Regions from separate parts of the Mus musculus genome. Here all the other regions are linked to region 2. Evidence: chromatin loops called from intact Hi-C (ENCODE). Cell type or tissue: heart. All regions are shown on one strand. Each heading gives the region's core, and the rest is flanking DNA. Links, peaks and the distances in the headings are about the cores only.

Region 1 (11,024 bases), core at 1,959-9,958, 120 kb after region 2:
CTAACCCAAAGTATCAAAAGTGCAAAATGTCCCAACCTATACCGATCTTGGAAGGCTGTGTGGGTCCTCAGGACGTTTTAGGGGACTGGAGTATATTGATTTCAGATCTTCATATCAGGGCTGTTCAGCTTTAGCATTCCAGTTACAACAAAGAGAAACTACAATCTTCCATGGTCATTAAGAAAGGTAAGTCGCCATTAGAGTGGGAGTGTGGAAATGCTTTAGGCAGGTGCAGCTCACCGAAGACAGACTGGAGTTCGTTACCTTTTTGGCCCTTCCTTCTCAAAGACTCAGTCATGAAAAAGCAATCTTACAAAACACAAGCTTGTTGGACTTTGAGACCAGGCCTAGAAACAGCAGCAGACGCAAGACTGAGGAGGAATGATCTTTGCATTTGTGATCAAAGGTCTGACCCAGATGTCCCCTGCCCCTGTCAATCATATAACGAATCCTATGTGGTCCAGGCAGGGTGGCATCACATCTCTTAAGAATTTCACAAGAGGCTTCAGGTAGAGTTACCAGTTCCAGGGCAGCCCTTGGTAACCCCCACCACCTCCAGCCTCATCTCTAGTGGAGATATCTTCAAAGACAAGAAAGTAGGTTAGGGCATGGGTCTGGTGTGGACATCCAGTCACATGAGCTCACAGACAGGTCCATTATTTTTTTCTGAATGAGTATGAATAATATATTCATAGTATGCAATGTGATGTTTTGGCCTATCTATATACATTGTGGTATGATTAAATCAAGACAACTAACATATCATTGTGCTATATATTTACGATGAGTACATTTTAAATCTATGCACCAATTTCCATGTATATTACAAATTATTATCAGCAATTGTCACTGTGTGGTACAGTAGACTCTTGGAACTTATTCCTAATGGAAACATTGTATCCTTTAACCACACACCACGCCCATCTGCAACCTAGCCTGAAGTAACCACCTTGCTTCTGTTTGTTTCTCTGGGCTTGATATCTTTAGATAAATTCACAAGAGTCACCCAAGGCAGTATCTGCCCATGGCTATGTATTAGTTATGTATTAGTTATGTTGTCACCATGACCAAGGCAGCTGATAGAAGGAGAGTTTGGCTTATGGTTGCAGAGGGATAAGAGTGTGTCACAGCGGGGAGAGTGGGAAACAAATGGCACTCATAGCAGCGGAAACAGAAAGCTGAGGCTCATGTCTTGAACAGCAAGCAAACAGAAAAGCAGACTAGAACACCATGAGTCTTTAAACTCTCCAAACCTGCTTCCAGTGACATACTTCTTCTAGCAAGGCTGACTGAGTTAGGGTTTTACTGGTGTGAACAGACACCATGACCAAGGCAGCTCTTATAAAGGACAACATTTAATTCGGCTGGCTTACAGGTCAGAGGGTCAGTCCATTATCATCAAGGCAGGAGCATGGCAGCATCCAGGCAGGCATGGTGCAGGAGGAGCTGAGAGTTCTATATCTTCATCTGAAGGCTGCTAGCAGAATACTGACTTCCAGGCAGCTAGGATGAGGGTCTTAAAGCCCACAGTGACACACCTACTCCATCAAGGCTACACCCACTCTAAAATGGCCTCACCCACTCCAACATGGTCTCACCTACTCCAACATGGCCTCCTTCTAATAATAGTGCTACTCCCTGGGTTGAGCACACATAAACCATCACAAAGGCCATACTTTCTAAACCTTCCTACACAATGCCACCAACTGAAGACCACGTGCTCGAACATCGGAGCTCATAGTGGATAATCTCACTCAAGTCATATCTGTCTCAGTTCACTAAGCCTCTGAGGCTCAAATGTGCAGTAACAAATGGCAGGATTCCCTTCCTTTGAGGCTGGGTATTCCAGGAAGGCATGTTCCATTTTTCCTTGAGCAGCTGATGCACACTTAAACTGGTCCATGTCTTGGCTGTTACAGACAATTACTGCCATGAACTCAGAGAATGAATGTTTCAGCAAGTGGATTTTATTCCTTCTGATAGCTGAGTTTAATCTATACCTCTCAGGTGGCTTGATTTTGTGCAGAAGGCCAGAGAAGATGACAAGGACCTAGAAGACACCAGGTTATATGTTGCAGTGAAGCTATAGAAAAGCAAGTCTTGGGCCTAAGATGCCTTGAGGGCAGGTGGTGTAGAGATGGGATTCAAGGACTGGAGTCCCGGTTCCAGTAAAACCCAGATTGCTAACTTCAGAGCCTACCTACTCTCAACTAGGAGATGGGACAGGCCCTCCATCAAAGCTTCTGGGACACATGGAGCTACTAAAAAAGACTGAAGGGCGAGAGCTCTGACCCTGCTAGTCACTCAGCCTTGCTTGCCTGCTGACTGGTGTATTCCTACCTGAGAACCTGGACACTTGTCTAGTCTGCCTTTGCTTAGCCCTCCCCTTCCCATCACATTATAGAGCTGAAGATGTGCTAGAGAGTCCTTGTTATCACATGAGCTTGAACCTTGCCTTCAGCTTCCAGCCCCTGTCAATCATATAACGAATCCTATGTGGTCCAGGCAGGGTGGCATCATCTCACATTGTGCCAACTCCAGGAATACTATTTTCATTTTAGTCAGTGCCTAAACACATTTGACATTATGAGTGGAGATGTGGGACTACTTCAAACACTGTTTCCATCAGATACATCCCAATGAGGGTGTAACAAGGTATTGGTAAATTTTCCACACTCTGAGGAAGTCCTTGGCCAACCATCAGATCTGAAGCAACCATCGGGATGTACACACACAGGCACAATCACACACACACACACACACACACACACACACACACACACACACACCACACACTAGGACAGACTGACTTCTGACACACCAGGACAGATCTGACTTGTGACTCCAAATTCTAACCATACCAGCTCTGCAGCTGAGTGTTTAGAAAGTCTCTCTCATCTTCAAGAAGCTCCGACAAGTCAAGAGTTTAGAACTTTCCAGGTAGATTCATGTTCTGAGACTTCACAATCACCCAAAGAAGTGAAGAAAAAGAATAAGAAGAGGAAGAGGAAGAGCATCAAAATAAAGCTTAAAACTTGGGATAAGGGGCTAGAGATATGGCTCAGGTGTTAAAAACAGTGAATCTTGACATGTAAATGAAGAAAATATCTAATAGAAAAATATATGCAAACTTTATATGCCCCCATACAGGGGAACACCAGGGCCAAGAAGTGGGAGTGGGTGGGTAGAGGAGCAGAGCGGGGGAAGGGTATAGGGAACTTTCGGGATAACATTTGAAATGTAAATAAAGAAAATATCTAATAAAATAAAAAATATATGCACAAAAAAAAAAACCCCACTGGATCTGGGTTCAGTTCCCAGGACTTACATAGTAACTGGCAACCATCTGTAATTTCAGCTCCAAGGAATCCAGTATCCTGTCTTCCTTCAGCACATTGTGTTAGTCTCCAGACAGAGAGGTTAACAAAGTCCATTTTAAAGGTTACAGCTTGGAAATGGAATGCCAGTTCTAAGTTGAACAACAAATCACAACAGATACTCTCTTTCAAATCTGTAGACTGATACTTTGATACAACTTCACTTTGATACAAACTGGGGAGTTCTGTGTTGAAGACTTAGAATGGCCCCTGACCTCATCTGAGGCAGAGTTCACATTCTTTTGTGCTCAACTCTTTATATGCAATTCCTATAAGGCTGTAGACACATTGACACACTACAACCTCAGTGACACAGATCTCTGACAGAAACAATACAACATGTCTCCGTACCATCTCCTTCCCTCCTGTGATGGTCAGAGCCCAGGAAATGAAGCTCATTTGAGCTGCTAAGTGAACCAAGGAGACCCATCCATGTTTTCTTTCTGGTTTTGTAATGCTGGGGTTAGAACCTAGAGCCTCACCATGATAGGCAAACCCTTACCATTGAACTCCACCATTACTCCTCTCTCCCTTTCCAAATCCCTCCAGGTGGTTTGCTGAAGGCAACCTTTAAAGACTGAGTTAAGAAACTTAACTCAAAGCCAAGCTAATCAATGTGGCTGGCCACCCTTCAGCTTCCTAGTAACACACTTGGACATCATAGAAAAAGGCCAAAGAAGTCCCTGATTGCTATATTTTTCATTTTTAAAAATTACTTTTATTATTTTAATTATGTGTATGTGGTAGTTGAAGAGAGGCGTGGATACACATTAATGTGTCAGATCTCTCTGGAGCTGGGGTTACAGGCAGTTGGAAGCCACCTGACCTGGGTGCTGGGAATCAAACTTGGGTTCTCAGGAAAAGCAATATGTGTCCTTAACCACTCCACCATCTCTGCAGTCCCTTTGTTTTTGTGGTTTTGGCTTGGAGTTTGTGTTTGTTTTGTCCCGGCTCAATGAAAGGATGATACCAACTTTCTCAGCTTGCCAGCAGGGCCCAGCAGGGTTTATGTGAAATGGATCTCTAATATATAAGTCTTTAAGGGAGCTGAGCCCCATGCCACTACCAAAGTTGAAGAGTTCTTGATCATTTTCCCAGCCTCCAAGCAGCAGAACATGGCCACATGGCTTACAAGTGGTCAGTCATTAGAACCCACACAGCACTTTAAATCACAGGAGAATGATACACAGGCCAAAGTTCAACTATAACTACCTATAATGACTTCAGAGAGACACACAGACAGATGGACAGTGGTTCACGGTCACAGAGGCCACTGGGGCAGTGGGAACATGTACCCACCCTTCAGAGCCTTGGCCTTTACCTTTACCATTCATTACACTGTTACCTGTCTTTATGTAAATCTTTCCAGTTTCAGTGAAGTAGTGTCTGCTTCTACTGTTGCAGCAAAGAATGCATAAGAGCATCCATAATTCAAAGCATGCTTTTGCAGACATCAAGAGTGGCCATATGTCTTGCTTTAATACAGAGAATGTGAGCTGAAGCCAAGAGTCTCTTCTGAGCAGCAGTTCTAAGAACCACTCTGTAGTCACTCTGCTATCCAAGTTTTGGACAGCCACATGTCAACTAAGATGCTGTATAAAGAGCAGAGAGGGAAAAAAATCACCAATGCTGTGGGCTGCACAGTCTGTTCCAGCCGCCTAATTCTGCTCTTGTAGACAAAGTCATGAGTCATCATGCATGCCTGTCAATAAAACTTTATTGACAAAAACAGGTGCCTGGACACATTTGGCCAATTTTTTCCCACCCCCTCAGAGAAGACAGCTCTCTACACCACAGTCCTGCCTTCATGGGGATAATGACAGAAACATCTCACATAAAGTTCAGCATGTGTTCTGAGAGACATAAAATAGTTTCTTTTTGAATTAAAAAAATTATTTTATGTGTATCTGTATTTTGCTTGCTGCAGGTCTATGTGCCATATGTGTGCAGCGCCTATGGGGGCCAAATACCCTGAAGCTGGAGTTAAATACAGTTGTGAGTTACCACGTGGGTTCTGAGAACAGAGCTGTGGTTCTCTGGAAGGGCAGCCAGTGCTCTTAACTGCTGAGCCATCTCTACAGCTCTAAAACCTTGTGTTTCTGAACCATTAAACTTTGGAGTCACTTATTTCTGTAACATAACTGATTCTCTGCAGAGTAAAAGCAGAGGCTCGCAATGTAAGTATACCAACGTTGATTTCATATGATTCAATAAGGTTGGATAAACAAAATGAGGTTAAAACTCTTTCTATCTCAGTATCAAAGAAAAACAAAATATTTCATCTGTCACATGGTGTTTAATCAAGAACTGGTAACTACAAGGTGCCCCAGATCACCAGTACTCCCAGGACTAAAGCAGGTTAGAACGGAAGCCTAGCAGAGAAGAGGTCTCTAAGCCTTTCTTCTTGCTTTGGATGCTAGGATCTGGTGTGCACAGCTCACTGTCTGGGTCCCAAGCCTTCTACGTGAAAACCAAAACAGCCAGAAAACTAAGAGTTGTCTCCCCCATTTTGAGAGCACTGACGCCCACAGGAGGTTCCAGAATGAAAACTGGTAAACTACAAGTTCCCTGTGAAATGGACACTGTCTGTGGCCCGGGTGGATGGAGCAAGGACATGGCTCTTAGGAAAGCAGGGGTCATTTTCCAAGCCTTGGGATGCAGCTGGCCAGAGCCAGCAGAACAAAACTGGGGGCTGAAATGTGAGTGTTGGACTCTCTCTGCCCTGCACCCCTACTGAAGCCTAGCGCTCAGCCGTTCTCTTGGCCTTGGGAGTAGATTCCTTCGTGTTCCTTCGCTGTTTCCAAATTATTCTCTCATCTCAGATTCAGATATGAATATACGAGATACAAAATATAAGAAAATGAGCCCAAAAGCAGAAAACGGGGCCCTGGAGTTTCTTTTTTGACCCCTGTGCCTATGGAGCGCGGAAACCTCTGAGACACAGGAACCCGGCTCAGCCAGAGCCTGGTGCGAGTGGGATCTGTGGATGTGAAATTCCAGCTTAATCCCCGAGCCAGAGGCTTAATCCCTGAGCTCTGAATCAGACCTTGGCAGAGAGCAATCTTTCCGCTCTCTTGTAAATTTCCATCCCTCCAGCCCTGGAACCAATCAGCACCACAGCCTCCAGGGCTCCCTGGCTGGAGCCGCACAGCCTGGCCTACAGAGCTGCAGTGGGGCAGTCAGGCCCCAAGGTCAGGACACCTAAAGTTCAGCTTCTCTGAAACACTGGCCTGGTCACCTGCCACAGGGCTCAGATACCACCGTCATCCTCTTCCTTCTGACTATGGCTAAGGTTGACAAACCATACACCCACGGACAGAGGAGCTCACAGGCTCTTGCTCGGACAAAGGTGACATTTTTTCCCCCCAAATACCATTCTGTTGTAATCACAGCCGGGCTGGCTCATTTCTGAAATGTCCCTAGGATCTTCTGTGTCACAACAGCCAGGTGGCGTTGCTATCATGGGAACCTTAAGACCCACCAAGCTTAAGATGTTAACAAACTGTTCCTTCATATAAAGTTGGGGTGGCGGGGAGCTGGATTCACACCTTGTCCACCCAATGCAACAGGGACATGTCATAGCTCTAGAAATATGGTCAACCTGCACCCCTCCACCAGATAGCCAAGGGGAACAAGGCCCTAAAGATGGTGGGAGTTATATCTGTTATATACACTTTTGTATGAGCGTGGTGTGTGTATATATATGGTCTGTGGTATATGTGCATGTGCTTGTGTGTGTGCACGCACTGCTGTGTAGTGTATGTGTTTGTGTCTTTATGTCTGTATGTACTTGGAAGCTTATACACTGGAAGATCGAAAACTGAAAAACATAGAAGAACATTTACCGCCGGGCAGTGGTGGTGGTGCATGCCTTTAATTCCAGCACCTGGGAGGCAGAGACAGGCAGATTTCCGAGTTCGAGGCCAGTCTGGTCTACAAAGTGAGTTCCAGGACAACCAGGACTATTCAGAGAAACCCTGTCTCAAAAAAAAAAAAAAACCAAAAAACAAAAAACAAAAACAAAAACAAAACAAAAAAAGACATTTACCATATTTAAGCAAAAACATTTCAAGGGAACACTCCAAAAATACAATACGGGACAGCCGGACTCTGAGCACTAGGGAATAAAAGAAACTCTACCACTGCTGTCACTGATATTACCCTTAGAGTTGCCAAGTGTTCCCCCACATACCACCCATCTCTTTACCCTCTGAGCCACAAGCAATGTGAGGATATGAACCCCCGTTGAAGGGACACACACTAGAAGTGATACCCATAGCGGCCTATGCTGGGAACTAGCCATTTCTTCTCTCCTGTGTGCTTCGAGATGACATGTAGACCTGCCTCAGTTTTGCCCAGGAAGTGGGTGTGGCTGTTGACATGGGGCAACCCTAGACAGTGGCTGATGGCTTACACAGCAGCATGGTGTGTATGGAAGCAGAGGAGAGGGCACATGGTCTATCACACCACCCCAAGTCTCAATAAGCTCTGAACACAGTGTGTCCCCCGTATTCATTATGTCTGATTGTGAACCAGTATTCGAGGTTTAAAGACATAATTAAAACACAGCAAACGCCTGTTGTGGGCAGATTGGTGTAGATCCAGCCTGTGTGTACTTGAGATGAGTCTAGAATTCTGTGAGGCTGACATCACGTCCTGTTTTAAAAAGTAAGAAGACTCCAACTCAGAAAGGCCAAGCAGCCTGCTTGAGGACACACAGTTGATAAGATCAGCTCTGCTCAGCACTTGGCACAGCCACACAGAGACACCCCAGGGCCAACTGAGGAAGGCACAAGTGTCTCAGAAGGAAAGAAGATGAAGCTGAATCCTTAAAGCCAGAGAGGGGTGACCTCCTAGCCCCAGGCTTCCAATAAATGCCATAGTTTTCCTTTTCTCTTATCTCACAGTCTGTCTTCAGGAACAGTGGAATTCTAATTATTTACATAAACTATTCGGGCCATGGGTGCAACAAATGGGTTTGTATTGACTAGGTTTATGGGGGGGAAAAGGAAGCAAACAAGGATGTAAAGTTCTAAAAGGAGTCATTTCCAAAAGTTTCTCCTGATGCTACCATTGTGCATCTGTGCGCATGTGCAGGCAGGTGCATGTGTGCATGCGCACAAATACCAGCCAGACACAGGTGTCTTTATCTATCATACTTTACCTTGTCCAGTGAATCCGGAGCTCTCTGATTTGGCTCGACAGCAAACCCCAGCAGTCTCATCTCCCTCTCTTCACTGCAGGATCAAAGGCGTATGCTACTCCCCGCGCCCCCCCCCACTTTTTAACATTGGTGTTGAGAATCCTAACTCAGTTCCCCAGGTTTGCAAAGCGAGCACTCTGCCCCAGCCATCTTGCCCATCTTCCTCACCCACTGATCCTCATATATTTTCTTTCAGATATATTTCTACTATTTTAAATTAAGTGTGCAGATGCCTGCAGAGGCCAGAGGTGATGGACTCCAGAGATGGAGTTATGGGTAATGGTTAGCTACCTGACCTGGGTACTAGAAACTGGAACTCAGATCCTCTTTAAAAGCCGGAAGTATTGCTAAGCCACCTCTCTGACCTCAGTTCTTGTTGCTGAAGAAACCTGTGGTGACAAAGGGGGGACAAAAAGACAATTCTGAAAACTGTATTTTAGGATTCGTTGATTTGGAATCTACGCGATACAGTAGCTCTCTTATATAAGAACTGAAAACTCCTGAACAAAACTTTCAATTTTATGTCTTTCATATTACATTTATTTCTTATGTATGGCCCTCAGTATTAAATGACACGTTTCCCCTAAGGGAAAGGTCCCCCTCATTCCTTACATCTGGGGAGGACAGCAGAGCAAGCCTAGCCTTCAGAGGGCCATGCTGGCACCGGATGTGACCCACAAACATGAGAACAGAGAGAGAAAGGAAAGGGCAGCCTGTGCCCTCTGCCTCTCTCCACACTGGCTCAGCATGTGTGCGTCTTTCTTGTCCCCACTTGGCAAGAAGGAAGATCTCGGACAAACAAGAGACTGAAAGAAGGAGGCCGGCCCTTCTTTTCTTAGCAGCATATTGCTAAGCGCAGTGTACAATGCACACCCAGCCAGCGACCATGCCTGACCCTCCTCGCCACAAGCCTCCTTGACAACACTGACCTGCTGTGCACATTATCTCTGCTCTTTGTGGCTTTGGGGGTCAGAACCCTGTTCCTGGATGAGACCCAGGATAGGAAGGAAGAGGAAACAAAAATGTTCTTTTTTTTTTCAATGAAGTGGTCTGATTACACACAGTGACAATCCCTAAGCCACCCCACAACTGTATGCCCACCCCCAAGCTGCAAGTTTGCAAAAACCACAGAAGGTCCTCAGTGCTTTCTGACTCCAGGTCACCTCAGCCCAGTGCAGGTGACAAGTATGAGTTCTGTACCCTCCCAAGGGGTGGCTCCTGGCTCACCATCTGTGAGCTGTGTGACTTCAGACACTCCCCTCCTTGAGCCTGCATTCTAGGGATCTTGCTCTATACACTGGGTGACCAGAGGTGAAGCTGCTGATGTCCTAATTCATGCAAGTTCCTCAGAGCCTCTTAGCTCCTTCCCTGCTCTGATACTCCACTGTGCTCACTGGGGTCAGCATGGTTACTCTTCTGTTTCTCCCACAGATCTGTCCCCTCTGAAAGATCCAAGAGCTTCTGAAATTGGCAACTCCACTCTAACCATGCCTCCTGTTTGCCCCTGTAAACCTGACCTCTGCAGAGTCCTCTGTAAACGGTCAGAGCTCCCACCCTGAGTATCTCCAAAATGATTGACAGTTTCTGAGTCACTTGGTTCATTTTGTTTTTGAAAACCCATTCACACTCAGTATCTCTGACCTAGAAGTGACTGTGTTATCTCACTTTGCTGGGACTTTTCCAGTTTTAGCATAAAACTCCCGTTCCAGCACAGTCCAGAATAAAGCATCATAGTATAATAGTCCTGGGAACCGGGCCAGTAGCTGCTTCATTCACTTCCATATCACTGCAAGAGTGAAAGCAGGAGCCCAGAACTTTTGTAGAATGAAGAAGAGAGTGTGTGATGGTTTGTATATGCTTAGCCCAGGGAGTGGCACTATTAGGAGGTGTGGCCCTGTTGGAGTAGGAGTGGCCTTGTTGGAGTAAGTATGGACTTGTTGAAGTAGGTGTTGCCTTGTTGGAGTGGGTGTATCACTGTGGGCATGGGCTTTAAGACCCTCATCCTAGCCACCTGGAAGTCAGTCTTCCACTAGCAGTCTTCAGATGAAGATGTAGAACTCTCAGCTCTTCTTACATCATGCCTGCCTGGATGCTACTATGCTCCCACCTTGATAATAGACTGAACTTCTGAACCTGTAAATGTTCAGCCCCAATTAAATGTTGCCCTTATAAGAGCTGTCTTGGTCATGGTGTCTGTTCACAGCAGTAAAACCCTAACTAAAACAGAGGGGGCGGGGAACAGGCAAGGAGAAAGAGAAAGAAGGAGAAAATATGAGGAAAGGAAAGGAAGAAGGGGAAAAGGAAGGGGGAAAAGGGAGAAAGGAAAAGAGGTAAGAAGGGAGAGATAAAGGGAAGAAGGAAAGAAGGGGGGAAGAGAAGAACAATAAAAGGATAAATGGAGAAATTTTTATTTTATATTACATTTGTTTAATTGGTAAATAGAT
Region 2 (11,024 bases), core at 1,329-9,328:
GCCAGAAGTCAACATCGCTTCACTAGTTTGTCTAGCTTGGCTGGCCAGAGAGCTTTAAGAAACTGCCTTTGTCTATTCTGTAGCCTTGGGGTTACAGGCCAGGCCAGCCGTGCCTGGATTTTGTGTTGGTGCTGGGAATCTAGACTTGGGTCCTCATGTTTATGGCAAACAGTAAGTATGGGTGCTCATGAAGCCATCTCTCCAGTCCCAGCACACTAATTTCAATAGAAACATGTATGTTACCATTTGAGCTGCAGGACAGCTTGTGGCCATCTGTCTGGCTAGAGAGGCACACTTATTTACTGTCCAGCTCTCAAACTCCAGATATCAAAATGAAGTGGCTATGTCAATCGACACTCATGCTGACTGTGGTGACTCACAGGACAGTATTGTGCCCCTGGGTGACTACGGTGGTTATATTAATGGCCTCTTTCATACTAGTCAGTGGCTTCTGCCCATCTACACCACAAAGCTCCACAGGTCATACAGAAAGACATGGGTAAGCAAGACACATTCTTCTCTTGGACGTGTTATGCTAGGGCCTCACGGGCAGGACTTTCCATCAAGATGACAGTTCCATTTTACCTTCCAAGTGAGCTGTGGTGAGTTGAAATGGTCAGATGGTGTCAATGAGGGAATAGAAATGTTTATCAGTGTAAATCAATGTGGTCAATGTGGCTGTGAGGTGTGAATCTTTATTTTACTGGATTCTTAATAAAATTTTCCGAAATGTGGATGCTATTGCCACATAAAGTGCAATATAAAGTATCTTGGAAGAATTTGTTAATCGTCTTATTTTGGCCAAAATGACCCCCACAGATGGATATGGACTCAAGACTGAGATCCAATCCTGGCTGTGCCAAATGAAGAAATGGAAATAAGTTTGAAGGGTGGGAACTCAGAGTGGAAATTTTCTTTCTCTTTGCTTTCCAACTTAGGCTCCACTCAGACATGTTAGGCAGCGCTCAGATTCCGCAGTGGGAGAGGAGGATTTCAAGCAGAAAATTTCATTTTCAGTGCCAAGGGCCTCTTGTCTCTAGGATAACATTTTGTTCCTTCTTGAATACTCTCACCTCTCCCCCTTCCTTTGCTGACTATTTGCTGACCCACCATTTCATTTGTATTTCTCTCTGTTGCAACAGACACACTAAAGTCAGGGTTTTTCTGCACAGAATTTGATGTTCAAGCGAACTAAGGTCAAATCCTGTGTTCTGTAAAAGTCGTCAACATATTTGCAAATAAGGACTTGGAAGGTGATGATAGCAAGGAGAGCCGCCACACAGTCAGCTTATCACTCTCAGGTACACAGTTCCCATCACACGAACATCATCCTTCTGGAACATTTGCTTTCACCCAAGTTTGATTTTACTTCAGCCAGTGTCTTCTTGTTTTCATTTATCCGAATGCATTTCCTATAAAGAGCCGAGGTAAATTCTAAAGCATAGATACAGATACATTGAAGCTGCTGAGTCTGTGGCTGCTTTACTCCGGAGGTTGCTCCTTGGTGGAAATAGAGCTTGGAGTAGCATTATACACACACAAGGGTCTGCCTGGGAAAGAGAAGAGGCAGGGGAAGACTTTAGTCTTAGAGTCAGCCTTGGCCAACTAACAAGGGGATCCAATGAAAACAAACTCCATGCAGATTTGGCTCTTGACTTCTGGACAATGGCTTTCCCTCTTGCTCTTTGAGCAGTGACAATTTGTAACATTAAGAGATTTTCACCAGGGCAATAGCGGCCTCCCAGAAGAGCATAGGAGAGAAAGACCAATGAGTCACATGACTTATAACATCAATATAGAACATAAATCCTTTGGCTAGAGAGAGAACTCAGTGGTTAAGAACGTGTTCTGACAGCAGATGCTGGCATGGATGTGGAGAAAGAGGAACACTCCTCCATTGTTGGTGGGAGTGCAGGCTTGTACAACCACTCTGGAAATCAGTCTGGCGGTTCCTCAGAAAATTGGACATAGTACTACCGGAGGATCCAGCAATACCTCTCCTGGGCATATATCCAGAAGATGCCCCAACTGGTAAGAAGGACACATGCTCCACTATGTTCATAGCAGCCTTATTTATAATAGCCAGAAGCTGGAAAGAACCCAGATGCCCCTCAACAGAGGAATGGACACAGAAAATGTGGTACATCTACACAATGGAGTACTACTCAGCTATTAAAAAGAATGAATTTATGAAATTCCTAGCCAAATGGATGGACCTGGAGGGCATCATCCTGAGTGAGGTAACACATTCACAAAGAAACTCACACAATATCTACTCACTGATAAGTGGATATTAGCCCCAAACCTAGGATACCCAAGATATAAGATATAATTTGCTAAACACATGAAACTCAATAAGAATGAAGACTGAAGTGTGGACACTATGCCCCTCCTTAGATTTGGGAACAAAACACCCATGGAAGGAGTTACAGAGACAAAGTTTGGAGCTGAGATGAAAGGATGGACCATGTAGAGACTGCCATATCCAGGGATCCACCCCATAATCAGCATCCAAACGCTGACACCATTGCATACACTAGCAAGATTTTATTGAAAGGACCCAGATGTAGCTGTCTCTTGTGAGACTATGCCGGGGCCTAGCAAACACAGAAGTGGATGCTCACAGTCAGCTAATGGATGGATCATAGGGCTCCCAATGGAGGAGCTAGAGAAAGTAGCCAAGGAGCTAAAGGGATCTGCAACCCTATAGGTGGAACAACATTATGAACTAACCAGTACCCTGGAGCTCTTGACTCTAGCTGCATATATATCAAAAGATGGCCTAGTCGGCCATCACTGGAAAGAGAGGCCCATTGGACTTGCAAACTTTATATGCCCCAGTACAGGGGAACACCAGGGCCAAAAAGGGGGAGTGGGTGGGCAGGGGAGTGGGGGTGGGTGGATATGGGGGACTTTTGGTATAGCATTGGAAATGTAAATGAGCTAAATACCTAATAAAAATGGAAAAAAAAAAAAAAAGAACGTGTTCTGCTCTTGCAGACAAACCAAGTTTGACTCCCAGCACCCATGTTGGGTGGCTTACAACAACCTGTAGCTACAGTTCTAGAGAATATGCCATCTTTTTCCAGACTTTGTGGGCAACTGTACTTATATGCTTATACCCCAAATAGATGCACACACACATATATATATATATACACATATATGTGTGTGTGTATGTATGTATATATAATATTAAAAATAAAAATAAATATTTAAAACACAGAGCCAAATGTAAAGAGAGGGGAGACCTGGGAAACCAACTTGTTTCCATTAAGAAGCACAAAGACCACATTTTTGGAATCCTTGGTTATGCAGAGATGATACATCTTCATCTTTATTCCTCTTTATTCATGCTACCCAAAAGCTAGAGACCACAGAGAGCTGACACGGCTCGGTCCAAGTCTGAAGACGTCAGAACTAATGAAATCAGTGGTGCAGTGCTCATACCCAAGCTCCAGGCCTGAGAACCTGGGAAGATGAGATATTGGTATAAACTCTGGAGTCCAAAGGTTAGACAGCCTGGAGTCCTGGTTTCCAAGAGCAGAAGAAAGGGGCTGCTGCTCTTAGAAAGACAAGGGTAAATTATTTTAATATACTTCTTCTTGAGACAGGGTCATGTGCATTCCAAGCTGGTCTAGAACTTGCTAAGTAGCCAAGGATGACCTTGAATTGCTAGTCCCTCCATTTTCTACCTCCCAAGTGCTAGGAATACAGTCATGCAGGACCACACCTGAGCTGTGCAGGACTGGAGATCAAACCCAGGGCTTTATGCATGCTAGGTAAGCACTCCACCCACCGAGCCACACCTCCAGCTCCTTCCCTCTACTGTTAACGTTTTTTTGTTTCTTGGTGCAAGTGGAACAACACTTTAAATTTCAAAACTTTAAGGTGTCTGTTTGTGTATGAGTGAGGAGGGGCTGTGGTATTATGTGCTCATTGCTGTGTGTGAATGCATGTGTGTGTGTGTGTGCCCATGCATGTGTGTGCGTGCATGCATGTGTGCGTGTAGATGCCTATGAGTACATATAGGTATGGAGACTGGAGGTTGACACTAAGTGTCTTGTCTCCATCACTTCCCTCTTTATTTTTGAGACACTGAACCTGAAGGTCATCAATTCAGCTAGGCTGGACAACCAGTGAGCTTTAAAAACTTGCCTATCTGCACTTTCCATTCACAGTGTGGGTGTTCAAGAAGCAAGCTGCTCCTCTTGATTTTTTGTGGGTTCTAGGGATCTGAATTCAGGTCCCTATGGTTACCCATCTGACACTTTACCAAATGAGCCATCTCCCCAGACCAGTAAAGTTATTGCATCTTTTATTACATTTATTTATTTATTTATTTATTTTGCAGTGAGGGAGCACAGGTATGCCTCGGCTCATGTGTGGAAAGTCAGAGGACAACTCAGAGGAGCCAGCTCTCTCTTTCTATCCTGCAGCCTCTGGAGATCAAATCCAGTCAACCAGGCTTGGCGGCACATGCCCTGAACTGTTGAGCCATCTTGCTGGCTCCAATCAAGGTTTTTTTTCTTTTTCTTTTTTTAAGTCAGTAGGCAGGCAACATATAAATCAAGTGGGATCCTGGAAAATACAAATTACCAAGTCAAACCAAGATCCATGAAATACTATGTCAGGGCGAGCCCAATTATTCTTTTTAAGAAACACCAAGGTTTTAGAGAAAAATGAGTAAATCAAAATAAAGATTTCATGCCAAATCTCCTGAGCCCTGAAAGAACTTGCCATCTCTCCAGCATCATTTCGTGAACCTACCACACTTACTTCCCGCGTCATGACCAGGACAAAGGCTCTCTCTTGTCACCCCCTATCCTTAATCTCCTCCCTTAGAATGCTTCTAGCTGAGAACCTCTGAAGTCTGCCTTCTCTGTGGTTTGTTTTTAAATGTTATTTTTTTAAGAAGTCCAGTGCCAGGAATGGATCACCTCTGTTGGGGTTGTTGGCCAATGAAATCCCACAAGCCTGCCTCCAAACACTGAGCCATTGCCAATCCTCTTGGTTACCCTCAAGAACTTGACAGTAAGATCTGATTACTGAAGACTCTGCTGTCAAAGATCAATGAGAAATCAAGCTGAGACTCACGGGCTACCTAAGGAGCTCTTGACAACTGATAGCTTCTTAGAGGGGGTGGGGCTGGTTTGTGTGAAGGATTGTAACCCCTGGCAAGCATGGGCTCTGTTGGGTGCCCCACACCCAAGTGCATATGGGCAGAACACTGCACTTGCTTAAAAAAAAAAAAAGACATAAAGTTGGGTGCTTAAGGAATGTGGTAGATATGGGAGGATCTGGGAGTAGATATCAATATGATTAAAATACACTACAAAATTCTCAAAGAACTAATAAAAACTGGGGAGGGAGGTCTTCTAGACACTCCCCAAGTTGTTAGCCTCCTATCCACCTCCTCATAACACCCTGCTGTTTGCTTTGCCCTGCTTGTACCTAAGGTCTCTTATTTTTCTTCTGTGCAGACTGATGCCTCTGCACACAGGCAGGCTCTTTACCCTGTAGGTACCCAGTCCATGCTGCTGCTTCGATGAGGAAGTACAGATATGAACCCAAGTCCTCTGGAACAGGCAGCCTGTCTCTCACTACACTCTACACCTAGTTTCCTGCTGCAAGTCATCCCACCTAAACCAGCTGCACTTCTCAGCTACACAAAGCAGCACCCCAGCACCACCCTGCACCGAGGACAGCAGAGGGAGACATTCAGATAGTGAGGAAGCAGTTTTTCTTCCTCATCAGACCGGGGTGGAGGGGGGTGGGAATCCTCAAGAGCGACCTCAACGCCTGCTACAAATTAGTTGCCAAAAAAATATTTGCTTAACTCTTGAACTGTATGCTTGGGAAATAAAGGGGAATTTATTCTTGCTTTGTAACCAGACCCTTGAGAAATACCCGCTGCACTTCCCCAACTCCTTTGAGAATTACCTGGACACCCTATGCCCTGCCCTTTCTTTATCCCCTCTATTAAATGAGATATTTGTGTTTTAAATGAAGACCATTGTTGGCCCATCATCGGTGGGAAAGCATCGCTGTGCACGCATTCCTCCTGTAATAAAAAATAAATCCCTTAAGCCTATAATTTGCTCCTGTGGGTTTTGAATTTTGAAGTCCAAGAATGCATCTGCCATCGGGGAGGTTGGTGCTGGGGCTGAACGGCTCTGCAGCTGTGTGTGCGCCCATTGTTCGTGATGGAAGAATGGTTAGGAGGGGCTCGGTGTTCTGTTCCCATAATAAACCCTATGTTTCTAAACACAGGTGCCTTTGGATGCAGACACCTGTGTCATTAAATGGGGACAGATTACAATAGCAGCTCAGAAATAGGCCCCTTGGATATGCGGGGTGCCATTACGGCGGGAGCTCTTATCAACCATCGCTATTATTTCTTTGATGACACTGTGGTACAGAAATGGTGGTGACTTACCAAAATATCTGTCACCATGCTTTCAACTTGCTGCCTTGTACCATGGAGTAGGGGGAGGGAGCCATGCTAGAATCTGCCCCATTGTCATTGCTGAAAAGAGCCATCAGACGCCCGCTCCTTCCTGCTATCACTTCTGTCTGCTTCTTCCTTCATCTCTGTGTCTGTCTCTGCTGTTTGATGTGCAGAAATGAAAGAGTTCATGAGAAATGCTTGCTCACTGGGGGCTTTGATGAGGAGTCCTGGGAAATTATCAAAAAATGCACAGGGAGAAAAAAGGGGAAGGCTATCAGGTGACCCGTGTCCATTCTCCGGCAGCTTGCCCCTGGATTCCTGTAACTCAGACACGGGGACTCAGGACAAGCCTTGCAGGGACTGGTATTCTCTGCCGTTTCGATCCGTGGGAACTTACCCTTCTGCGTTTACTTTTGTAACTATCCGTCCTGGTTCTAAATGAGTGTGCTCTAAGACACAGCTTAACAAAAGTGTACTTCAGTATTGGTCAACAAAGTTCATTCCCACTTGTCCTCTTAAGCATTTTGTGGAGACAGAGTTGACATGCAAAAACTTGTTTGTATTTAATGTATGCAACTTTATAAGCTTTGAAATAAGTACACCTGTTGAAACATCACCACCATGTATGCATTGAGCCTGCAAATGTGGGAACCTTCCCTCCCTCTCTATCTCGTTGTATTATTGTTGCCTTTTGGCACATAATACTTTACATGAGAGCTACTGCCTTAGCAAAATTTCCCATGGCCAACATGGTATTGTCGATTTCAGGCACTGTGCTACAGTTGCGGTTTATTTTGTGTATCTGAGACGTTTGCCAATTGATCAATACAAATAAAGTATGACTCTCCTTTGAGAAGTAGAGTGTGCACCACCCACACCTTGCTGTCTTCTTCCTCTAAGCTCCTCTCTCTGTCTCTGTCTCTGTCTCTGTCTCTGTCTCTCTGTCTCTCTTTGCCTCTCTCTCTCTCTCTCTCGTGCTTAATTCTGTGTTCAGATCCCTCCTGGCCAACTCAGACTTGGCCTGCTTATGACTCATCCTAATCGTCATTTCTGTTGAAGAGTCTAGGGTCAGGGTTTCAATAGATAGCTTGTAAAGACATCCTCACCCCACTGTGGACCACAGCTTGGAGCTGTGTTTCTGGCCCAAGCACTTATGCAAAATGAATAGCTGAAAGAGCATGGCTGCTACGCTCTAGATCAGTGGTTCCCAACCTTTCCGATGCTGTGACCCTTTAATACACTTACTCATATTGTGGTGACCCCAACCATAACATTATTTTTGTTGCTACTTCATAACTGTAATTTTGCGGCTGTCATGAGTCATAATGTAAATTTCTCTGTTTTCTGATGGTCTTAGGCCACCCTGTGAAGGGTCATTTGACCCCCAAAGGGGTAGTGACCCACAGGTTGAGAATCACTGTTCTAGAGTCATGTCTAGTACTGTCAAAGCATCCAACGCAACGCCATTGCCCCAGTTCCTCCCACACTGGGATCTTATCTCTTCAGTTCTGTGAGCCCAGTCTGCTCAGGATCTAGGGATCCTCAGAAACAGTGTTCTCCCATTACAAAAGAAAACTTAGAAAAAATGAGAAGCAAAATGTGACCTCCACATCTTGGGAAATATCCATGCGTGCACAGCTTGCCAAGTGTTGAAGTGTGTCCATGACCCACAGTGCACTTACATGTCATTACTTCCTGAGATTGCAGAGATCTCCTGTAGAGGCCTAGCCCCTTGAGGGTAAGAGCTGCCCTGGAAGAGGGAAGAGCATCCTCTGTCACATCAATGCTCTGACATTCATGTGGCTATGTGTCCTCTGAGAGGCACCATAGTCCCATGTCCCTCCCCCTTCCTCCCCTTTTCCACATTTCGAGAGTTGGGCCTTTTGGCTCCTTCCCAGGGAACAGTTGCTTCCAGTGGAGAGTCTTGTGGGCCCAGGGTTCATGGGAGCCTCCCACTTGATAAGTGCCCTTCCCAGAAGTAGCATTTGTCCTGGGAGACCTGAGGAACATCACATTTTAAAATCAGTGTCCCCTTCGATACAGAAATATGACTAATTTGTTGAAATTAGAGATAGCATCTTATTGCTTTTAGGAGCAGAATAAAACCTCTCAAGCCACAGCGAATTGTGAGCCCTGGGGCTCTGGCCTCTCATTAAGTTTAAAATGAGGGAGAATTTCCAGATCCAGACACAGAGGGCTCTTTCTCTTCAGATTTGCTCTGCGTGCCTCTTGTGTGTAGAAATTCAACACGACCTCGAGGAGACTGGGGATGAGCCAGGCATTGTGATTGATAGAGAGCACTTGGAGCCAGACCAATGCAGATAGACCATCCTTGCTTACAACAGAGACAATTAAAATGCAGGATTGCTAACCCCAATCTCACCCTGGTCTCAGGAGAGTGCCGTAGACCTGACTTTGATGGTACAGTTCTCAAGTCCTCTCAACACATACACTAAGAGGTAGACAGACATCCCTGTAAACCCAGAAATACTTGAGTCTAATTTTTAATTGTTTTCTTTTGTCTGAGAAAGGATCTAGCCCTAACCCTAACCCTAACCCTTTTTTTGTTTGAGAGCTAGGCTGCTCTCACATTTGTTATGTATCCTAAACTTGAACTCTCAGCAGTCTTCCTGCCTCAGCCTCCACACACTCTGGGATGACAGACAAGTGCCACCACACCTAGCTTTCCATTTGACTTTAAGCTGAGAGAGGTTTGTGGGGAGAAAGCTTGCAGATTGATCATCAAACAATTACCGTGTCTCAGCACCATAGAAAACGAAAGCCCCGAGGTCTTTGCTGTATTCCTGTCCTTCTCCCTACCCTGGAGCAAAGCTCGTTAGGTCAGTCATTTTACATATTGACCTTTCATGTCATATTAAGGAGAAATATGCATTTATCCATGCTAGGTATGCCCATATCCAGGTATTTAAATTTAATGCCCCTGATTCCCACACACTTTTGAAACTGACATTGTTAACACTGTTGGGGGAGGGGGGGCGGCTAAGCTACATTGTCACACAGACATTAGACATCAGGTTGGAAAACGTGTTTTCCCTGTGGATATGCAGTTTAATACCAACCAAAGGTCTCTGCAAAGTGGTTCCAGAGTTTCTTCCCACTTTTCTAAAATAGGAAGTAGTGCAAAGTCGAGCAAAAATGTAGATATTCGTTTTCAGCCTAAAATATGTCCTCTCTTCTTGCCAGGGAGCCCAAGTTGGCCTTGACCCTCCTGCCTTTGATTTTCCAGTGCTGGGATCCACAGTGTGAGCCACCACACCTGATAGGACCTCCGGTTCTTTGAAGATAACTGTCATGTCACCTGGCATTTGTGCAGTTTCCTATTATGAGATAATTGTCAGTCAGTCTGTCTGTCTGTCTGCCCACCTAGGGATGTGTAAGCTGCATGTGAACTGATGGGCTATGATTTCTGTTTTCTTCTCGGCTCTATCCCTGCATCTGAGTGAGTCTTGACATACTGAGCATGTACAAGAAAGGCCCATTGACAAGTCTCAGCCAGGTTCAGTGACCCTGAGCTCTTTGGGGGCCACTGCATCATGCTCTGTGAGTTCTTTGCCTCCTGTCCTATCTCTAAACAAAGTCTTCTCTGCCCACTGTGACCTGACTGGAGTCTCCTCACTACTGTGTTTGGTTGCATGAAGACTGTGTTCCGACGCACCCCCCCCCCCCGCCTTGCCCTCCTCTCCCCTCCGCTCCCCTCCCCTCCCTCTACCTTCCTTCTTCTTCTTATTTGATCAAACGTGACTTAAGGACAGGGACACATTCTGAAAACTGCTATTAGGTGCCCTCACCATCCCGTGAGCATTGCGAAGTGTACATGCACACACCTAGAGGGTAAGACACTCTCACAGTCCATTACATTGTACACATACAAAGGCCCGCTGCACAATATGTATAGTGTTTCCTATTGCTCTGAGGGATGCGAGAACAACACAGTAAAACTGGGTCAAACATAAGAGAAGATAAAATTAGGAGATGTTAGGAGTAAGGTGCTGTTGAGGTTTGGTCTTTTGCTTATATTGTAATGCTAAATACTGACCCTCAAGGCCTGGTTGCCCCCAGGAATGAGAGTCTGCACTATACCCAAGTGATGCTATATGACCTTGCCCTCCAAGTTATCCCTGACTGGTGAATAAAAATGCATACAGCCTATAGCTGGGCAGAATTGATACAGGCCAGGTTTAGGGTTCATGGAGTCTGAGGAGAACCACAGCGGGAGAGGGAGAGAAAGCGAGAGAGGAGAAGATGCCATGGGATAAGAATTTTAAAGTCATGGCCATGAGGGCTGGCTAATTGGAGTTAAGAGCAGCCCAGATGAAACATAGTAATAACTCAGGGTTGTCTATAGAAAAGTAGATTTTAACAGCACAGAAGGAAGATTATCTGCTCAGTTTTAGTGTGATAAAGGCTTATTATAAATTAAAGGTCACGTATGTGTGTGTGTGTTTATCTGGCAATTAAATAACCAAAGGCAGGGTAGAAGCCTCTGATTGAGATTAAATATTTTCTACAAGGTGCCCAGGCTGCTGCGTGTGGCACGCAGTTCACCAGTAAC
Region 3 (11,024 bases), core at 1,657-9,656, 130 kb after region 2:
GCTTTGAGTAAGGCTGAAGCTAAAGGTGAATAAAAGCTCAAGGCAAAAAAATGAGAGGAAAATATTATAAATCTCGTATCTGAGAAGATATCATTTTCAGAATGCCCAGAGAACCGATAAGAACTGTAGCAACCAAAACCAAGCTAAGGGCCAGAGTGCATTCCACTGTCTGCACTAATGAACAACGTAAAAAGATGTTCATGCCACAAACGACCAGAAGGGTAAATATTCCTCGTGAAATATACGCATGGGTCATTAGGATGACGAAGAGCTCATAGCTGGTGGGGATGTGGTGAAACCAGGAGGAGTGTAAAACATTCAGTCACCACTGAAAATAGTGTGGCCCTTCCTCAAGCAATTAAAGTGTTAATTTGTACTCTTTAGTAAACCACCAACCAAAGAGTACACATGGAGGGACCCATGGCTCCAGTTGCATATGTAGCAGAGGATGGCCTTGTAACATCAATGGGAGGGGGGCCCTTAGTCCTGTGGAAGCTCGGTGCCCCAACATAGGGGGATGCCAAAGCAGGGAGGCAAGAGTGGGTGAGTGGGTGGATGAGCACCCTCATAGAGACAGGGGAAGAAGGGAAGGGATAGTGTTTGCTGCGGGGAAACCAGGAAGGAGAATAACATGTGAAGTGAAAATAAATAAAATGACCAATAAATAAATAAATAAATGTTAATTTGTACATTTGCATACATGACATAGTAATCCTTCTCTGAATATTTACCTAAAGGAACTGCAAATGTATCCTCAAATGATACTGCACAGCCTTCTTCACAGAAGCACGATTTATAACACCTAAAAGAGAGAAGCCACCAATATCCATCAGCGGCGGATAAGTGTATTTTAAAACGCAGCACACACATACAATGGAATAGTACTCAGCTTCAAAGGTGAAAGAAATCATGATAAAATGTGAATGGATCTTAAAGATATTAAATGAAATGAGCTAGTCAGAAGACAAACATTTTAAAATGCCTTATGGATACATCAAACTAAGGAATTTCATTGACCCTGGAGTTTCTGACTCCAGGTTCCTCCTCTAGTAACATCTGGAAGTGACTGACATCTGCCCTAGCTTGCTGTTTATCATAAAACACTGACCAAAAGCATCTTGTAAAGGAAAGGTTTGGTTGGCTAACACATACCAACCACAGCCCAGGAAGGACCTGAAGCAAAACCCTGGAGGAACAAGGCTATGTTTGAGCACCGTGGCTTTTCCAGACCGCTTTCTATATAACCTGGAGCCACCTGCGCAAGAGCAAGAGTGGCTCCGCCCACCGTGGGCTGGGCCTTCCCACGTCAATCAGGAATTAGCAAAACACACAAAGACTTGTCTACAGGCCAGTCTGATGAAGACATTTTCCCTATTGAGGTTCCCTGTTCCTAGATGACCCTGTCTGGGTGACAAAGAGAATAAAATGACAGAGTTCACTCTGTGGGTAAACAAATTAATAATAATAGATGATAATTATAATAATGATGATAATGAAAGTCAAGTCAACTGACTTCCCCAAGCGTACAGGACTGTGTTGTGTGGGGAACTGAAACGTTGGCTGAGCTGCCTGTCCTATTGTGTGTATACCTCTCTATAAATAGTTCTCACAACAGTTCATACCCTGTATATACAGTTTATTTCTTAAATTATACTGTTAAGTGGTGATTTGGAAAAGACAATAGAATTTAGAAAGGAGACCCTCAGACCAATGTATACTCTCTTTTTATTTTATTTTATTTTTTTAGAATATATACCCAATGCAAATTACACAGTGAAGCTATCTGAGGGGTGTAATTTGTTACACAAATAAACAAACACTATTGGGTTCCGTCTGTGGCTACTGTAGTTATAATGAAAAATCTAAAAACAACTGTAATGCTTCTAACCATAAAATTATAAGGCAAGAAAGTGGATTTAGATAACTGTGCGAGCTGTAATTGTGTGTTTGTAAACTCGCAGACAAGGCTTTCACACTAATTTAGCCCTGGTTCATTGCACACCCGAAGCACAGCCTTCCACTCTGCCCTTCCTTATGCCACATGGGTCTGAGACCCCAGGCGTTAGGAAATTCCATCCTCTTAAGAGAGTGCGTGCAGGGTGTGGTGAGCAGGAGAGGGAGAAAAGCTGTCTGTGTGGCAGGCAGCTAGAGACGCGGGCGGGCGCTGCTGGAGACAGAGGCTCCACAGCGTCCTCGGCAGCAGAGCTGTAAGGACCAGCAATGCCCTGCCCTCATCCTTCATGGGTTCAGAGAAGGCATGTCACTTCACAAGATCACATGGGTTAGAACTCAAAATCCCAACCTCCTGGGGCCAAAAGCTCTTGCCCTTCACCTCTGCGGACTCATGGGGACTGTGAGAGCAGTCCATTGGGAGACAGTAGATTAAGGTAGAGAGAAACAGCCACATCTGGTTAGTGATCCAGTCCCTTCCCTTCCTCGGCCCACACCTGCTTTACTTCCTGTTCCTAACGCTGCACTGCCTTTGCACCCATCACTACAGGCAGTGGGAGGAGCTTGTTTTCCTCACCGTTTCCAGGGGTTTGCCCAGGAAACCATGAGCTTGGTCAGAACACCATGGAATCAGGAGCGTGTGGGACAGGAGGAAGGAAGCAGAGAGCAAGGAACAGACTGGGAGTCAGCTGTAATCTAGGAGAGCACACACTTTCTACCCCATCTCTGGAACTTTCCAGAACCTCTCAAAATGGAGCGACACGCTGAGGACTGAACATGCGGGACTTACACCTACGGGCAGCATTTCATAGTCAAACCACAACAGCCTCAAGCCGTGGAAACCCGGCATCTGTGGGGACAGGCATTATCCTGCCTGGGAGGGGCTGAGGCCTCTAGAAATGAGGAGGAAATAGACGATTGGATGAGAGAATACGCCACGCAAGGGACGGAGAAGAGTGTGAGCGGATGGTTAGAATCCTTCTTAAGAGGACAGAGAAGGATGCAAATATGGTCACTATCTGCTGGATAGACTGCACCCGCGTGAAAGCACTGAGCTGTGCGCTTTTTATTACTGTTTTGAGGAAACACAGGCTTAGTTAGTACCTTGCAGATTGTATATACAGCAGGCACATCACTCACAGGTGAACCGCCTACCCGATTATACATGTTGAATGGGTAAATTGCATAGTGTGGTGATTACATCTCAATAAAGCTCTTGCCAGAGAGGAAATGAAAAGCAGACTTTAAACAATAAGTCGAGACCTTGCTTTTTCGTGGCACACATTTTCTCAAGCCCTGGGGAGCACACAAAGGATTAGGTGACCCAAACGCCTCCACACTTCTTTTGAATTTCTTGCCTTACCTGCTCTCCCGTGCCACCCAAGAGCCTTGGCTGAGTTGAGTTGATCCCAGGAAGGCCACCACAGCCACCTGGCAGAGTCGGGCACACCTGGTTCCCATTCCCAAACCTTGATTCGAGAGTCCACAAATGCTTGGCACCCCGGGCCCAGGCTTACTGACACAGGCCCTGAACCTGAAGGGCAAGAACACATACCTAAAAGTCAAACTGTTAAATGGCTTCTACAATCAGAGTTCAAATCTGAGAAAACCACATGCCACAGTTAAGAGAGCATGGTGTGAAGACTGGGGTTTAAGTCTAAATGGCCGATAGGATATTGGGGTATCCTTTCTGCTCTCTTGGACCAAGCCATGCTGTGAACACATCTTTTTTTGAACAGGGGGTGAGAGAAAGATCCGAGTCACGACACCAAATATTGTGTTTTATAAAAAGAAAAAGAGGAGAGGACTATGTTTGGTGGATGGGTAGTCAGGTGCGGGGGGGGGGGGCGCACGGGGGAGGGGGGAGGGGTACCTCAGCGGGTTCATGCTGAGGCATCCCGTCCCCCTGAGAGACTAGACAAATGCAATGGTATAGTACGGTATAGTATAGAACAGAGTTTCTTCAGGGTACGGGGAGGGAGGAGTAGAGAAGTAGAGTTCGGCCATGAGCTCGTGGAAGGGCCTGGGGAACGGAATGCCAGGAGAGGGGGAAGGGAGGAGAGGACAGAGCAGAAGCAAGAAGGCAAGCAAGGGAGAGTGGAGCAGGCAAGCAGCCCCTTTTATAGTGAGTCAGGCTTACCTGGCTGTTGCCAGGTAACTGTGGGGTGGAGCTTAGACAAAAATGCTAACAGCATGTGCCCATACTTTCAGAATCCTAAGTGGCCCTGCAGGAAAGGAAAAAAAAAAAAAAAAAAAAAAAAAAAAAAACACGTGCAAAACATCTTAGAACAGGAAAGGCAGATGTTGGAAATTACGTAAAATGGAAATACAGCGGCCGTGAGGGAAGATGCACCTGAACACAGATAGGCAGGACTGCCCGAATCTGGGAAAGCAAAGGCTCTGTGAGCCAGGCATAGTATGAGGCACAGCTGGCAGGTACAGACTCAAGCAGGTCCTGAAGATTTGAGACTTCAGGCGTCTCTGGCAGCTAAGGAGTGAGGTCGCTTTTCTGTGTTTGCGGACCAAGTGTAAGATGCTGACCATCAAGGCTGCTGAAAGGGAAAAGCGAATTATTCCATGCAAGCAGAAACAAAAGCAGCACGGAGCTTCGCAACTCAAGCCCCATAAAACAGGACGTGGCCGTGGTTAGTAAGCCTCGGGGGAATCACTGAGGGGTGAGTCCACCGCAGAAGAATGCAGGCAGCAGCCCGAGGCACCTCTAAAGCCAAAGGAAACAAAAACCTAAGGGTTAATTTGTACAGACAGGGAGGAAAGGCCATCAGACAAGCCTATCAGGGGCTCTCTCGAGCCCTGGTGGTTTAGGGACAGCAGCTGAAAGAAATGCCACCTTTTGTTTTGCTCTCAGGATAAATGGAGGAATGAGGCAATTCCCATGTCAGATCCAGGGTTAGATCTTAGTAGGAGTGAAGTCTTCCAGCAATGACTGCCAGCACCCAGCTTGTTTGCTGCTGGTGGTGTTTGGTTGCGCAAATCGTAGGTTTTCATGCACCAGTTGAAGAAAACTAATGACTGACCACAACTCATGTTTCAACTTGTCATGCTTCAGCAGGTCAGTGCATGTGAGTCAAAAGTGGCCACTGGTTCTCCGGAACAAACAAGGCCAGGTGTCCCCTAGGGCCAAGACAGGAACAATGGTATGATCCAAGTGGATGTGGGAGCCTCATGGACTTCCGTAGCCTGGGCTCTACACCCCTAACCTCTCAGAAGTCAGAACCAGGTTAGGAACAGGCTGCTTAATATGTACAGCACAAATAGAGTGCTAAGATAATTGGGGGGTGGGGGGCGGCTACCAGAGTAGGTCAATAGAGTATTTTAAGAGCAGATAGTAGACCATTAAGCTTCCCTGTCTTTGACACAGATTGCCAATGCTGTTCATACTGACATCTAAGTATCTCCTCCCTCTCTCCTTACCACTCTCTCTCCCTTCCTCCTTCCCTCTCTCCTTCTTTCCTTCCCTCCTTTTCTCTCTCCTTCCTGCCCTTTCTCCCTCCCTCCCTTACTCTCTCCTCCCCTCCTGCCTTCCCTCCCTCTCTCCTGTCTTCCCTAACTTCCTCCCTTCTTCCCTCCCTCTCTCCCTCCCTCTCTCCTGTCTTCCTTCCCTTTCTCCCTCCTTCCCTCCTCTTCCTCCCTCTCTCCTGCCTTCCCTCTCTTTCTCCCCCCTCCTTCTCTACCTCCCTCCCTCTCTCCACCTCTCCCTCCTTCTTTCCTGCCTTCCCTCTTTCCCTCTTCCTCTCTCTTTCCCACCCTCCCTCCCTCCTTTCCTTTCTTCATTGCTTCTGAGGCTGCCTTACTCTTTACACCACTGTCTTCAGTTCTAGTACCTTTTTGAGATAATTATATAAAAATGTTAAAGGTTGGAGACCCATTCATTTTTATTAAATAATTGTATTAATTCTTAGACAATTTCATACATGTATATAATGAATTTTGATCATATTCATACCTACTTCTCTTATTCTGCCTCCTGTCCCCTTTCTTCTTACCAAGAAGTTTTCCTCCTACATTCATTCTCTTTTTAAAAACTTTTTTTAAAAAATCTATTGTATGTGTATGGATGTTGTGCCTGAATGTACAACTAGGCGCCATATTCACTCAGTGTCTGTGGAGGCCAGAAGAGGGCGCTGGATGCCTTAGAACTGGAGTTACAGACAATTGTGAACTATCATGTGGGGCACTGGGCTATGCACATCATGTGAGTGCTGGCTGTCAAGCATGATCCTCTGGAAGAGCAGCCAGTGCTCTTAACTGATGGGCCATCTTTGTTGCACCCTTTAAGAATAGCCTATTGAATTTCATTAGCGCTGCTTGCATGGACTTGCATATGGGGTTTTTGGCTGGGACATGAACAACTTAACCAATGAAGAGATATGGCTTCCTCTCTCCAGCAATAACTCCTCAGCTAGAGGTGGGCCGCCATGAGTCCCTCTACCACTCATACTGGAAGGTTGACAGGCTCAGTCTTGTGTAGGTGACAGAGCCACTTTGAATTCAAGAGTGCAGTGGCCATGTTGTGTGCAGAAGTCAGACTCAGAGACCTCCTGTCTCCCAGCTCTTAGGTTCTTTCTGAAATACTTCCTTTACAAGGATTGCATTTGCTTCTGTCATATGGCATTTTCCCTCTGGACCCTTTAGAACTGTGAGATGCAGCGCATTCTCAGACGCTGAGCAGCAGCTGACCATGCCTGATCTCGTCCATGAAATGGGCAACCAAGTCTGCTCACTTGCTGCAAAGCTATTCTGCTAACCCAGACTTGCATCTGTGCAAGAACCTTGACTGCAAGGACAATTAGGACCCCCGTTTGAAGGTTCCCTCAGATGAGCACTTCTCAAGCTCTAACTATGGTGAGCATAAAATTTAATCTCCATGCAAAGAGCTTGGAAGGGGGGATAGGGGGGAGGGTGTCCTTGTCAGGATGCTCTGTCATGGCAGACCACCACAGGCTGAGTAACCCTAAAGTTGCAAGTTTGTCTGGCTCACAGCTCTGGAGGCTGGGCAGAGGTCACGAGCCACATCTGGCGAGGCGGTCCTTTTCCTTCTTTCCTTGACAATGGGAATCACATGGTGCAAGCCTTCCCACCATGGAGAAGACTGAAGTTGCTTTGCAACAAACCCACTCCCACAAACAGCGTTGACCCATTTCTGAGGCCAGACACTTGATCTCCATATTTCCCTAAAGGTCCCACCTCTGGACACAGTTGGATTGAGGAATAAGTGTCCACACACGACAGAGAGCAGAAGGGATTATTTCATCTGAGTTGGGTCTACAACACTTTCTAAATATTTGAAAGGCTTCAATGAATTTAATCAGTGAATTATCATCAAATAAAGCTGATTACTGCTATTCTAGGCACAGTAATCAAATCAATCCCAAGACCAATGTAAAGGTACGAAGACAACACTGCTCTACACAGGAGACCAGAATGTCACGTGCTTGGGAAAGCAAGTCCAGAAAGGACAGGTATAGAGCAGAATTTACACACTCTCCCTAAGGCGAGATAGAAGGTCCAAAAGTCAGCATATCCTTGAAACTAATCTTGTCTAAGACTGCCATTCAATGCCATGGAATCACATGAGTTTTGCTACATACTCTGTCCTGGAATGGAGTCCCTAGGCTGATTGTTTTTGACATAAAGAAGACACACTTCATCCATGGATTTAGTCAAAACAGGCTGTCACAGTACATAGCCCCTCAGGGTCCACCATGGTCACTGCTGGTCATTGAACAGAGAGCACCAGGCAGGGGATGGACAGCTTGGATGTCCAACAGGACACTGCCACTTCTCACGGGTTCCAGGACAGTGAAGAGGGCACCCGGAATCCTCTCTGATGAGCACAGGAGAAAAGCAGACCCAGTCTGACCAAGAATGCCTTCTGAAGGGTGTGCTGCTGTGGTCTTTAACCTCAAGTGGATTGTCAACTTGGAGCTAATGAGACATCTCCACTGCTCTCCCCCATGGCTTGTGCATGAAGTCAGGAGGAGGACCCTTCTCCAGCACAAGGTCCAGTGATTACAGCTGTATACTCTCATTTCCTTGTGTGTCCTTAGCAGCACAAATGCAGGGGTAAAATCAGCCAGAAAAATCACAGTGACATCCTCCTTTGACCCCAAGTGGCCAAATGATGAACGTTTTGAAAACCATTTCATAGTCCTGACCCTGGGAAGATTTTTTTTTTCACTGTTCATGCCTTGCGGTCTGTTTGAACTTAAAGTCAGTTTACACTCTGGGGGAATGCATTTCTCCTCAGCTGTTTCTACATAGCTTCCTGGATGTGAAAACCACCATAGCTCGCAAACATGGCTGCTTTCGATCCTCTCATAAACAAATTCAGCAGCAATCATGGTGCTGTGGTCACCGTGGGACTTGGTGTTGCTCAAGCACCGCTTCAGCCGTTTGTTCTGTAGAGTCTGATTATAACGTTTCATCCCAGATCTGGTGAGCAAGCAGACACTCATCTGCTGGCCCCCTGCCTGCGGGCTTTCCCCTTTACCCCCATATGCGTATGACACATCATGACAAACTCAGGGTTAGAATGGTAAGGTCAATAATGGCCTGAGACCTTCCATAATATAAAAGTGAGTTATTTGAAAACATGTCTGTGTCTAAGATTATATTCAGGGAGTCTTTCCTGAATAATTTTAGTGGACCTAAATTGCAGCCATGGGGATCCTTAAAAGAGGGAAGCAAAGAGAAATTTGACAAAGACAAGAAGTGAGATGGTAATAGGAACAGGGATGCTGAACGTTGTGTGTGCAGGAGCTACAAATCACAGTGGGAAGTGACTCAGTGCTATAAGCAAGAAGAGTGTTCACGTCTGGCTCCTTCAGGAAGGACCGATGTCCTCCCACAACACCCTGACTCTGAACTTCTGTTTTCCAAAACTGTAAGAGAATAAAGTTTTGATATGTTAAGGTATCTTGGTTGTTACAGCAGCCAATGGAAACTCATACACTAGAATCAGTCTATTAGCATGTCAGCTTCCCATAGTCACCACGACAGAACCAGGCTTGTGCCTCTCAGCTTGGGAATCTCTGTGACAATGCTGAGAAAGGTCTGACCTGTGCCACTTTGACCTCTTCTGATCGCACAAAAGGAAAGCGAAAGCTCACAGTGGACATTGAGACGTGAATTCCAGTGTTCCAGGGTAGGCTCCCTGCATTGCGCTCTACCTTCTCATCCAAGTGACACACCAGGTGGGATGTCCTCCTACCTCTTAACAGCCACAAGGACTTACTCTATTTTAACTGGGTGTACTGGCTGGTTTTGTGTGTCAACTTGACACAAGCTGGAGTTACCACAGAGAAAGGAGCCTCTCCTGAGGAAATGCCTCCACGAGATCCAGCTGTAAGGCATTTTGTCAATTAGTGATCAATGGGGGCGGGCCCAGCCCATTGTGGGTGGTGTCATCTCTGGGCTGGTGGTTCTATAAGAAAGCAAGATGAGCAAGCCAGGGGAAACAAGCCAGTAAGTAACATCCTTCCATGGCCTCTGCATCAGCTCCTACTTCCTGACCTGCTTGAGTTCCAGTTCTGACTTCCTTTGGTGATGAGCAGCAGTATGGAAGTGTAAGCTGAATAAACCTTTTCTTCCCCAACTTGCTTCTTGGTCATGATGTTTGTGCAGGAATAGAAACCCTGACTAAGACAAAAATGAATTTAGTTCGTTTTTCTGGACATCAATTTCATCTCTGCAAATAGAGTTCATAAAACATCTGCATGGTGCAGAAGAGAAAGGGGAGACAGGAAGTCTGCATCAAAAGTTCTGTAATAGATTCTTTCTACCCAGATAAAATCTCTTCCTAATTTTTCAGTCTCTTGTCACCTGCACAACTGAAACATGGCTGTTTTCTCTCAGAAATGAATTCTATAAAAAAGAGCTGGAGGGAGCCAAAGAGAGATTGCCACAATTAAGAGCAGGGGGAGATGGCTCAACTGTTAAGAGCATCTGACACTCTTACAGAGGACCCAAGTTAAGTTCCCAGTGCCCACACACCTTGGCAACCTGTGGCCACAGTTCTTGAGGATCTGACACCCTCTTCTGGCACCTGAAGGTACAGCATGCACATACATGGTGCATATAAATGAGTGCAAGGTAAAACACTCATACACATATAATAAAATAAATCTTTAAAATATAAAAATAAAGAGAGCTGGCAGTCAGAGAATCCCCTACGAGCTTTTTGTTTTAACCTGCACAGCCTAAGTTTAGTCACAGCATTTCTTTTTAGAGGTAATTTTCAACTCCAGGAAACTCTAGGATAAAATGTAGGTAACACAATCCAATTATAAAAAAATATTTATTATAAATTTAATAAGAAATGCCATCAGTTTTCAAAATTTAAGTAAATTAAGGAAAAAAGAGAAATATTATATATTTTTTCCAAAACTGTAAGAGAATATATATATGCATATATATACATATAATGTGTATGTTTGTATATATGTGTGTATGTGTGTGTGTATTTCAACTTTACATTGCATTCTGTGCAACTCTATAAAAGGAAAAATGTTATTTGAGGGTCTTATTTATGCTTCATAGCTTCAGGCATTTAAAAAATATCATTAACATAAGCCAGGTTGAAACAAAATGGCAGTTTCTAAAGTCTAAATTAAATTGGTTGCTATCCAAGACTTTTTGCATTAAGAGATGCCAGGAAATAAAATGGATCATTAATCATTTTCTGCAGGTATTTGGAGTCTCTATAAACTCAGAGATGAAAGTGGTTAGGGACCAGTATGCAGGGGCTCACTCAAATGGAAGAGCCAAATATAGGGGTCAGGGAGAGGCATGGAGTGCCAAAAAACTAGCCAAGAGTCTGGGGCAGTCCCTGATTGGGAGAGCAGTGCCTCACTGGGCTTGTGGGTCATTGTCTATAAAACAAGGAGTCAGACTAAAGTTGTTCTGAATCCAGATGATCAAGAATGACCAAGGAGAACAGTGGTCCAAAGTGAACAAGCAGATGGAAGAACATTTACAGAGTTCTCATGTCTGAGGACCAGAATGTGAGGTATCAAACTTGGAACTAGGAACATCTCACCTCACCGCTGTAGAGA

The links. Peaks named below come from ENCODE experiments on the same cell type or tissue, not always from the same donor. Only the 100,000 strongest peaks of a DNase experiment are listed, where the experiment ranks them.
Region 1: a loop joins it to region 2, with 2.8 times the contacts of the local background. A loop is called at or near these places in 2 of 42 quality-filtered maps.
Region 3: a loop joins it to region 2, with 1.8 times the contacts of the local background. A loop is called at or near these places in 2 of 42 quality-filtered maps.

What each region holds. Positions count from the first base shown.
Region 1 is chr13:60,411,197-60,422,220 of GRCm38, forward strand. No RefSeq gene overlaps it. Among named protein-coding and RNA genes, the nearest start is that of Gm35333, 18 kb to the right of the region's middle. In heart, for the core only: no CTCF peak of the experiment used is centred there; DNase peaks (open chromatin) are centred at 6,055 and 6,435; H3K27ac peaks cover 809 bases.
Region 2 is chr13:60,290,572-60,301,595 of GRCm38, forward strand. No RefSeq gene overlaps it. Among named protein-coding and RNA genes, the nearest start is that of Gm5084, 91 kb to the left of the region's middle. In heart, for the core only: a CTCF peak has its summit at 5,703 (motif pointing right); a DNase peak (open chromatin) is centred at 8,200; H3K27ac peaks cover 256 bases.
Region 3 is chr13:60,423,245-60,434,268 of GRCm38, forward strand. It overlaps Gm35333 (a long non-coding RNA gene), which reads right to left. Exons shown (of 4, transcript XR_873552.2): 2 at 3,314-3,484; 3 at 732-802. Among named protein-coding and RNA genes, the nearest start is that of Gm35333, 6.0 kb to the right of the region's middle. In heart, for the core only: a CTCF peak has its summit at 6,082 (motif pointing right); a DNase peak (open chromatin) is centred at 4,727; H3K27ac peaks cover 1,524 bases.